Regions from separate parts of the Homo sapiens genome. Here region 2 is linked to region 1. A link is an interaction called in ENCODE POLR2A ChIA-PET data of the cell type or tissue named here. Cell type or tissue: MCF 10A. All regions are shown on one strand. Links, peaks and the distances in the headings refer to the core of each region. The heading gives the core; the rest is flanking DNA. Region 1 has its middle 5.5 kb from the start of ANXA7. Region 2 overlaps CFAP70 (cilia and flagella associated protein 70).

Region 1 (4,401 bases), core at 322-4,321:
TGGCACTTGCTATTGCTTCTACTGGGAATGTTCTCCATGGTGTCATCTCAAATGTGGTCTCCTGGCTGGGTGAGTTGGCTCACACCTATAATCCTAGCACTTTGGGAGGCCCAAGGCAGGCAGATCACTGAAACCCAGGAGTTGGAGACCAGCCTGGGCAACATGGCGAGACCCCATCTCTACAAAAAACACAAAAATTAGTCAGGCATAGTAGTGTGCACTTGTAATCCATCTACTTAGGAGGCTCACAGGGGAGAATCACTTGAACCTGGGAGGCAGAGGCTGTAGTAAGCCAAGATCTCACTACTGCACTCCAGCCTGGGTGACAGAGCCTGACCCTATCTCAAAAAAACAAACAAAAAATGTCATCTCCTCAAGGTATTTCCTGAACATTAGTAGCTGCCACCAGCACAACCACCACTAGCAGCTATGCTCATTATTTAATTTTCCTTATACCACTTAAAAGCATCTGAAATTCTGGCCGGGCGCGGTGGCTCACGCCTGTAATCCCAGCACTTTGGGAGGCCGAGGCGGGCGGATCACGAGGTCAGGAGATCGAGACCATCCCGGCTAAAAACGGTGAAACCCCGTCTCTACTAAAAATACAAAAAATTAGCCGGGCGTAGTGGCGGGCGCCTGTAGTCCCAGCTACTTGGGAGGCTGAGGCAGGAGAATGGCGTGAACCCGGGAGGCGGAGCTTGCAATGAGCCGAGATCCCGCCACTGCACTCCAGCCTGGGCGACAGAGCGAGACTCCGTCTCAAAAAAAAAAAAAAAAAAAAAAAAAAAAAAAAAAAAAGCATCTGAAATTCTGTGTGTTTACTGTTTCTGTCCCCATCTAGAATGTAAGCTCCTTGAGAACAGGGATATCTTTAGAGCCTAGTAGTGAGTGTTTGATAAATAATTGATTGTCTGATTGACTACAATAGGGCCCCCAAAACCCAAGCCAACTACTTCGTCTGGTGATCAGCCAAATACAGATTTATTTCCAGCACTGGGAAAAACTGGCTCTGATAGACCTACTGAGAGAACCCATGTGCTACCCTAAAGGATTTTCAAAGGTAGTTTTGAAAATTTTTTTTCATTTCATATGCTGACTTTAGAAAACATAACTCCATTATATTGTCCTTGCTTATGTCAGTCTCCTATAAGGGCAGAAGCCATCTTAGAATCCTCAGCATTTGACAATAAGCTAGGCATTTGGACTTTTGTGTACTATCACCACCATTCTACTAAATTGGATGTTTTTGCGCCACCTGTTACTGTGTAGTTTCTAATTATATTCTGGCTGACAGATACATCACCCTTCATCCATCACAATCAGCAAACAAATCCTAGATTTTACTTTCATGTTCTACCTGCAAAATGTCACTATTTACTTTACTTGTAGTTAAAAATTACCTCTTGCTCTCCATACCTACTGATATAATCTTAGCTGACACCTACATTATCTCGTCTGAACCATGACAATAGTGTCCTAACTGGATTTTCCATTACCAAACCATCTTACACACTACTGCTAGTTCAATCTGTGTTACTGAGCAAAATTCAAAATGATATTTATCAAATAATAGCTACTAAGGACATACTATTTGCTAGGTACTGTGTTAAGGATTTAAATATCCTTATTTTTTACATTCTCTAAGATTAGAAAAATTTGGTAATAGCTTTATTGAAATATAATTCACCCATATAATGTGTACAATTCAATGATTTTTAGTACATTCAGAGTTGTGCATCTACCACCACAATCAATTTTAGAATGGTTATATCCCATATCCTTTACCCGTCGCCCCCAATACCCCCATCCTTCCCCTCCACATGTAGCCACTAATCTACTTTGTCTCCATAGACTTGCCTATTCTGAACATTTCATATAAATGCACTTGTACAATATGTAGTCTTTTGTAACTGGCTTTCATATTGTAACATGAATCAGTATTTCATTACTTTTATGGTCAAATACTATTTCCTTGTAAGGATTTACCACATTTTGCTTATCCATTCATAAGCTGATGGATATTTTGGTTGTTTTCATCTTTTGGCTGTCATGAATAATGCTGCTATGAATATTTATATACATATGATTTCATTTCTCATGGGTACAAACCTATGAGCAAAACTTCTGGGTCAAATGGTAAGTCAATTTTTAACTTTTTTTTTTTTTTTAAAGAGACAGGGTCTTGATTCGTTGCCCAGGCTGGTCTTAAACTCCTTGCTTTAAGCAGTACTCCTAGCTCAGCCTCCCAAAGTGCTGGGATTACAGGCGTGAGTCATCATTACCTGGCCCTCAATGTTTAACTGTTTGAGGAACTGCCAGACTGTTTTCCAAATTGGCTGCATCATTTTACATTCCCACCAGCAGTGTATGAAGGTTACAATTTCTTCACATCCTCATCAACATTTGTTACTACCTCTTTTTTTCATCATAGCCATCGTAGTGGGTATGAAGTGGTATCTCATTATAATTTTAATTTGTATACCTTAATGATTGATGATGTTGAGCATCTTTTCATGTACTTATTGGCCCTTTATACATCTTTTTTGGAGAAATGTCTGTTCAGATCCTTTGCCCATTTTTAATTGGGTTATCTGTCCTTTTAAGTTGTAGGTCCCTTATCAGATATATAATTTATTAATATTTTCTCTCATTCTTTTTTTTTTTTTTTGAGACAGGATCTCGCTCTGTCACCCAGGCTGGAGTGCGATCATGGCTCACTGCAGCCTCCTGGGCTCAAGCGATCTTTCCACCTCAGCCTCCCAGGTAGTGTGACTACAGGCATGCGCCACCATGCCCACTAATTTTTTTTTTTTTGTAGAGATAGGTCTATGTTGCTTAGGCTCATCTTGAACTTCTGGGCTTAAGCAGTCCTCCTGTCTTTGCCTCCTAAAATGTTGGGATTACAGGTGTGAGCCACCACACCTGGCCTAAAATTTTAAATTTTGATAGTCTAATTTATTTATTTTTATTTTGGTTGCTTGTGTTTTTGGTGTCATACCTAAGAAAACATTGCCAGATAAGTTCACAAAGATTTTCCCCTTTTTTTTCTTTGAAGAGTTTTAGTTTTGGGTATTTGAACCATTTTGAGTTAATCTATGTATATTGTGTGAGGTGGGGGTATAGCTTTATTCTTCTGCATCTGGATATCCAGTTGTCCCAGCACTATTTGTTGAAAAGTCTGTTCTTTTCCCAATTAATTGTTTATGTACCCTTGTGAAAAATCAATTGACCATAAATGTTAAGGTTTTTTTTTTCTTTTTTTTTTTTTGAGACAGATTCTCACTTTTCACCCAGGCTGAAGTGCAGTGGCACAATCTTGGCTCACTGCAGCCTCAACCTCCTGCGCTCAAGCGATCCTCTCACCTCAGCCCCTCAAGTAGCTAGGACTACAGGTATGTGTCACCATGCCCAGCTAATTTTTTTTGTATTTTTTTTAGAGACGGGGTTTTGGGATGTTTCCCACACTGGTCTCAAGCTCCTGGGCTCAAACGATCTGCTTGCCTTGGCCTCCCAAAGTGCTGGGATTACAGGCATGAACCACCATGCCCTGCTATTCTTGTTACAGTCTGAATGTTTTGTGAGCCTCCTCCACCCCAATACATACACATACACATACATACACCACACATACACAAATTCACGTGCTGAAATCCTAACCTCCGGCTTTAGGAGGTGGGATCTTTGGGAAATTATTAGGTCATGAGGGCAGAGCCCTCATGAGTGGGATTAGTGTCCTTGTAAAAGAGGAAAGAGTGAGCTCAGTCGCCCCTTCCACAGTAAGAACATGCCCTTCTCAGACACGAAATCTGCTAGTGCCTTGATCTTGGACTTTCCAGCTTCCAGAAATGTGGAAAATAAATTTGATGTTTACAAGCCACACAGTTTACAGTATTTTGTTACAGCAGCCCAAGCAGACTAAGACAATTCTCAATTCTACTGCACTGACCTTATGTCTATTCTATGCCAGTATCACATTGTCTTGACTACTACTATTTTGTACAGGTTGAGCATCCCTAATCCAAAAATTTGAAATTCAAAATGCTCCAAAATCCAAAGCTTTTTGAGTACCGAGATCCAAAATGGTCCAAAACCTGAAACTTTTGGAGTGCCGACATAGCACTCAAAGGATACGCTCACAGGAGCATTTTGGGTTTTCAGATTAGGGATATTGAACTGCTAAGTATACAATTGATTATAGGTTTTGGAACTGGGGGCCGGGCACAGTGGCTCATAATCTCAGCACTTTGGGAGGCTGAGGAGGGTGGATCTCTTGAGCTCAGGAGTTCAAGACCAGCCTGGGCAACATGGCAAAACCCTGTCTCTACAAAAAATACAAAAATTGGCTGGGCATGGTGGCTTGCACTTGTGGTCCCAGCTACTAGGGAGGCTGAGGTGGGAGGA
Region 2 (4,401 bases), core at 287-4,286, 120 kb before region 1:
TAGCCAAAATAATTAAAAATAGGTACTCATATGAATGCTTATGTGCAAATATTTTTTAGTTTTGAGAGTGCTTTATATTCTGGATACAAATCCTTTGTCATACATATGTTTTATAAATATTTTCTCCTAATCTGTACTTTTCCTTTTCTTTCTCTTATGACCTCCATAGAGCAAATGTTTTTAACTTTGCTCTATGGAGCAAAGTTATCCATTTATCACATTTTTCTTTGATCGATCATGCTTCGGTGTCACGTCTAAGAACTCTACCTGATTCCAGGTCAAGATTCTGTCCTATGTTTCTTCTAAAAGTGTTGTAGTTTTACATCTTACATTTAGATATATGTTCCATTTGGAGTTGAGTTTTGTAAAATGTTTAAGGTTGAGGTTTATTTTATTTTTTGCAATTGTTCTAACACTATTTACTGAAAAGACTATCCTTTCTCCATTAAATTTCTTTTAGGTTTGTCAAAAATTGAATGACCTTATTGGTGGGAACCTATTTTTGGACTTTATTGTTCTATGTGTCTACCCTTTCACCAATCAAGTTGGATTTTAAACAATCAAAAATTACTATTATGCCCATATTTCACAAATAATAGTAACAATCACTGGGAAGATGTTTAATTACCTCTTTATAATATGCTGCTGCCATCTCAAAGTTCTCATTGACTTCTGCTTCAAATGCAAAGAGTTGAAGCTGTTCACTGCTTGTATAAATGGTTGCAACAGTGCCTTGGACATCATCTGGCATGGTCTTGTCAATGTCAAGATGTTAGGTAGACAAAAATGAAACAATTACAAGTAGAGAGGTTTCATAAGCATAAATCCGATGTGAGATCCAGTTATGACGTCTAAAATGTTACTGATTGATGTCTATAATGACAGTCTTGCCAAAAAAGTAAAAGAATAAGAGTGAACCAGGAGAGAAATGTCAAGGGTGAAGGAGAAGCTCAGGTATCTGAATACCAACAGTCTGAGCTCATGGAAGTAAGTAAAAATTGCTTAGGGCAGAAATAACTGCCTCAACCCTCAGGGCATTCATAGTCCCTATGCAGGTCACCTCTGACCTCAAACAGCTTCCTTCATTTTCTGTAGTGTATATGACAAATACTATCATTTTTTTGTGTCATGACATGAAAAAGGTTGGCAAGCCCTCGCTAGGGTCTTTAAATGTGAAGAAAACAGGAGATTAAGGGTAAACCTTTAGAAGCCAAATCTATAGTTTTAGTAGGAAATATAGACTGATAGATCCTTCAAAGGAAACAAAAAGGTAGGAGGAAAACCAGAAAAAGAATATATCCTATACACAAAGATTGGGAGAGCAGGTCTGGTGTAATTAGGAATCTCCTGAGTCAGAAGCTATGGTCAAGAAAGAGTCCACAAAATTCTTTAATTAGAAGTCAAAATAATATCAGTGATTTTAATAAGGATAATTGCTAAGAAATGTGGACAGTAAAGCCAAATTTGAGATAGGCCAAAGAGAGTTTCTGATCATTGATTAATACTTTTGTCCTGTTCTTTTTAGTTTTGATTATCTTGACCCCCAAATCCCTGCAGCGATGCACTTCTACACCCAAAACAGAATACTCTAATATCCCACTCCCAGAACCAACACTCCATGTCTTGTCTTCCACCTTTTTGTTACTTAGCCCACTGAAAACTGCTGACTTTATTTCCTTCAGTTCCAATAAGCCCATCACTTCCCAGATGGATCAGTCTGAACCTCATGATAACCCACTCAGGCTACTTTCTCACCAGCATACTTTCATCTCAGGCATCCTTGTCCTTCTCCTGCATTTGTCCTGAAAATTCTCAACTTAAAACAATAGCACAATCTGACTTCTTCATTCCAAGACAAGAGCAGCTAACTGGTCCTAAGGAAAACTGCATAGACACAGAGATTGGTATCTAAGCTGCCACAAGCTCTTGTGGCATTCAGTCTTAGCTGGAGACCTTTAATACCCTTAGTAATCTATGTATTTGTCTTTGCTTAGCAGCATATTCCATAATGCTTTGCAGTATCTAAGTTTTCTTCTCTTTCTTCAAGTTTTTCATTCAATCCTCATCTCCTTCACTTTCAGTAAAGACCTTACTTCACAGAGATAATAGAAATCATTAAGTAAGAAATCCCTCAACTATTATACTCCCTAGCTAAATTATTTATTTCTGGATCTATTGTATCGCTTTCTTTTCAGTCTCAGAGAAAGAGGTATTGCAGCCTGCACTGTTCCAAAGTTAATCCTTCCATTTAAATTCTTGGTCCTTTCCCAGGTGTATACCCTGAGCCTGCCATCAATTATCCCCTCTCTTTCCTCAATTTTCAGCTTCTCCCACTCTGCTGACTTTTTCCCAAACCTGTGGATGTGCTCAAGTCTTTTTCATCTTAAAAAGAAAATCCCAGGCCAGGAGCGGGTGGCTCATGCCTGTAATCCCAGCACTTTGGAAGGCCATGGCTGGTGGATCGCTTGAGTCCAAGAGTTCGAGACCAGCCTGGGCAACATGGTGAAACCCCATCTCTACAAAAAAATACAAAAATTAGTTAGGCGTGGTGTGCACCTGTAGTCCCAGCTACTTGAGAGGCTGAGGTGGCAGGATTGCTTGAGCCTGGGAAGTTGAAGCTATAGTGAGCCATGATTGCACTGCTGCACTCCAGCCTGGGCGAGAAAGAAAGAGAGAAAGGGAGAAAGAGAGAGAGAGAGAAAGAGAAAGAAAGAAATGAAGGAAGGAAGGAAGGGAGGAAGGGAGGAAGGGAGGAAGGGAGGGAGGGAGGGAGGGAAGAAAATCCCTATAACTTCTAGCTACTACTTTTCCAGTTTTTTCCTTCGTCATCCAACTTGAATTTATATTCATCTGTTTCTTGATTGCTCATTTACTCAATTCATCATAATTTGAATCCCCCCATTAGCCCAATAATATTGCTATGTAAAGGTTAACAATAACTTCCTTATTGTCAAATCCAGTGAAGACTTTAGATTTGTTTTTCTTGAATTCCTAGGAGTATTTAACAATGTTGACCACTTTTCCTTAAAATTCTTTTCCTTTGGCTTCTGTGACACCATTGTCTCTGGCTCTTTGCCTCTTTAACAATCCCACTTGTCTCTTTCAATTTTTCATTCATTCCTTAAATGTTGGTATTTCCTAGAGTTCTACTGCCAGCTCTCTTCTCTCTTATGTTTTTCTCAGGCAGTTCATCTATGACCATAGCATCCATATTTCATAGCTCCCCAAATCTCATCTCTAGCTCAGATCTCTGTCTTGGGCAAAACCCCACTAGAGCCTATGTTCAAAAGCGAATTCAGTACCATCTGCCTCCCACCAAATTTACTCATAATTGCATTCCATGTCCTGGTTAATGTTTTTCTTTTCTTTTTAGTATCAACCAAGAAGTACTGAATGGCATCAATTACCCATTGAAACTTAAACTTAACTTAAACTTTTTCCTCCTTATTATGCAATAATCAACTAACATCACAGTTTTGTCACCTCTAACTCATCCTCCATAGTGCTATCAGAGTGTTTTAGCAAATGTAAACCTGATCATATTATACCTCAGTGTAAAATAATTCAATGTATTGCTCCCAGCTACTAGTGAGGAAAAAGTCAAAACTTCTTTTTCTCATGCTCCACTCTCAATTGCTTTTCAAATCAAATCATCCATGCCCAAGGCAGGACTGTTCTCTTAATCCTTTGATGCTGGACACTCCTGTCCTACCTTCTCCAGAAAGACAGAACAAAGTGAAACAAGAGGTGATGGTGGTAGAGAAGAAAAACAAGGAAGGGAAAAGCAAATAGAATAAAGAATTTGAGGAGGCACAGATGGTTAGACACTACCAGGGGACAAAAAGACTGTGACTTTGTCACTGGTTTCAAATAAACTACCCCTGAATACAAATAAAAATAAGCAAATGAAGGCAAGATGGAAGACTTACAAATATAAACAGAAAAGTGGGTGGGACAGCAGACCACCAGTCAAACAGAAAAGGCATGTTTGAAGTGTCACTGTCATTTGGGTATAATATCTGAAAACTCAAAGTTTTTCTCTGCTTTTATGATATTCAATAAAAAATTAAGAATTGTACCTGTTCACAGAATAAATAGAATGATAATTTTCATTTCACAATTTATGCAACATATTTAATCTATTTTTGACAATTCCATCACATTTTTTAAAGTTGTGAAATTTATTTTTCTAGGAAATTGAAAGAGCATATCTCCTTGTTTTTTTCCAAAATTAGTCTTAAACTGATTAGGCTTAGGCAGTTTCTTACTCATCTTTGTGTTTTCAGTGCCTAGCACAGAGCAGACACTTCAATAAATATTCGTTGAATAAACAAAGGAAGGAATTATTCATAGAAGACTCTGATGCTCTACAGAGAAAAGAAAGTGCTCTCAGTTCTTGAC

The links. Peaks named below come from ENCODE experiments on the same cell type or tissue, not always from the same donor. Only the 100,000 strongest peaks of a DNase experiment are listed, where the experiment ranks them.
Region 2: POLR2A ChIA-PET joins it to region 1 with 5 read pairs; 4 of 35 experiments call an interaction of 5 or more read pairs at or near these places.

What each region holds. Positions count from the first base shown.
Region 1 is chr10:73,417,371-73,421,771 of GRCh38, forward strand. No RefSeq gene overlaps it. Among named protein-coding and RNA genes, the nearest start is that of ANXA7, 5.5 kb to the left of the region's middle. In MCF 10A, for the core only: no CTCF peak of the experiment used is centred there; a DNase peak (open chromatin) is centred at 2,261.
Region 2 is chr10:73,292,635-73,297,035 of GRCh38, forward strand. It overlaps CFAP70 (cilia and flagella associated protein 70), which reads right to left. Exons shown (of 28, transcript NM_001367801.1): 17 at 629-754. Among named protein-coding and RNA genes, the nearest start is that of MRPS16, 42 kb to the left of the region's middle. In MCF 10A, for the core only: no CTCF peak of the experiment used is centred there; no DNase peak of the experiment used is centred there.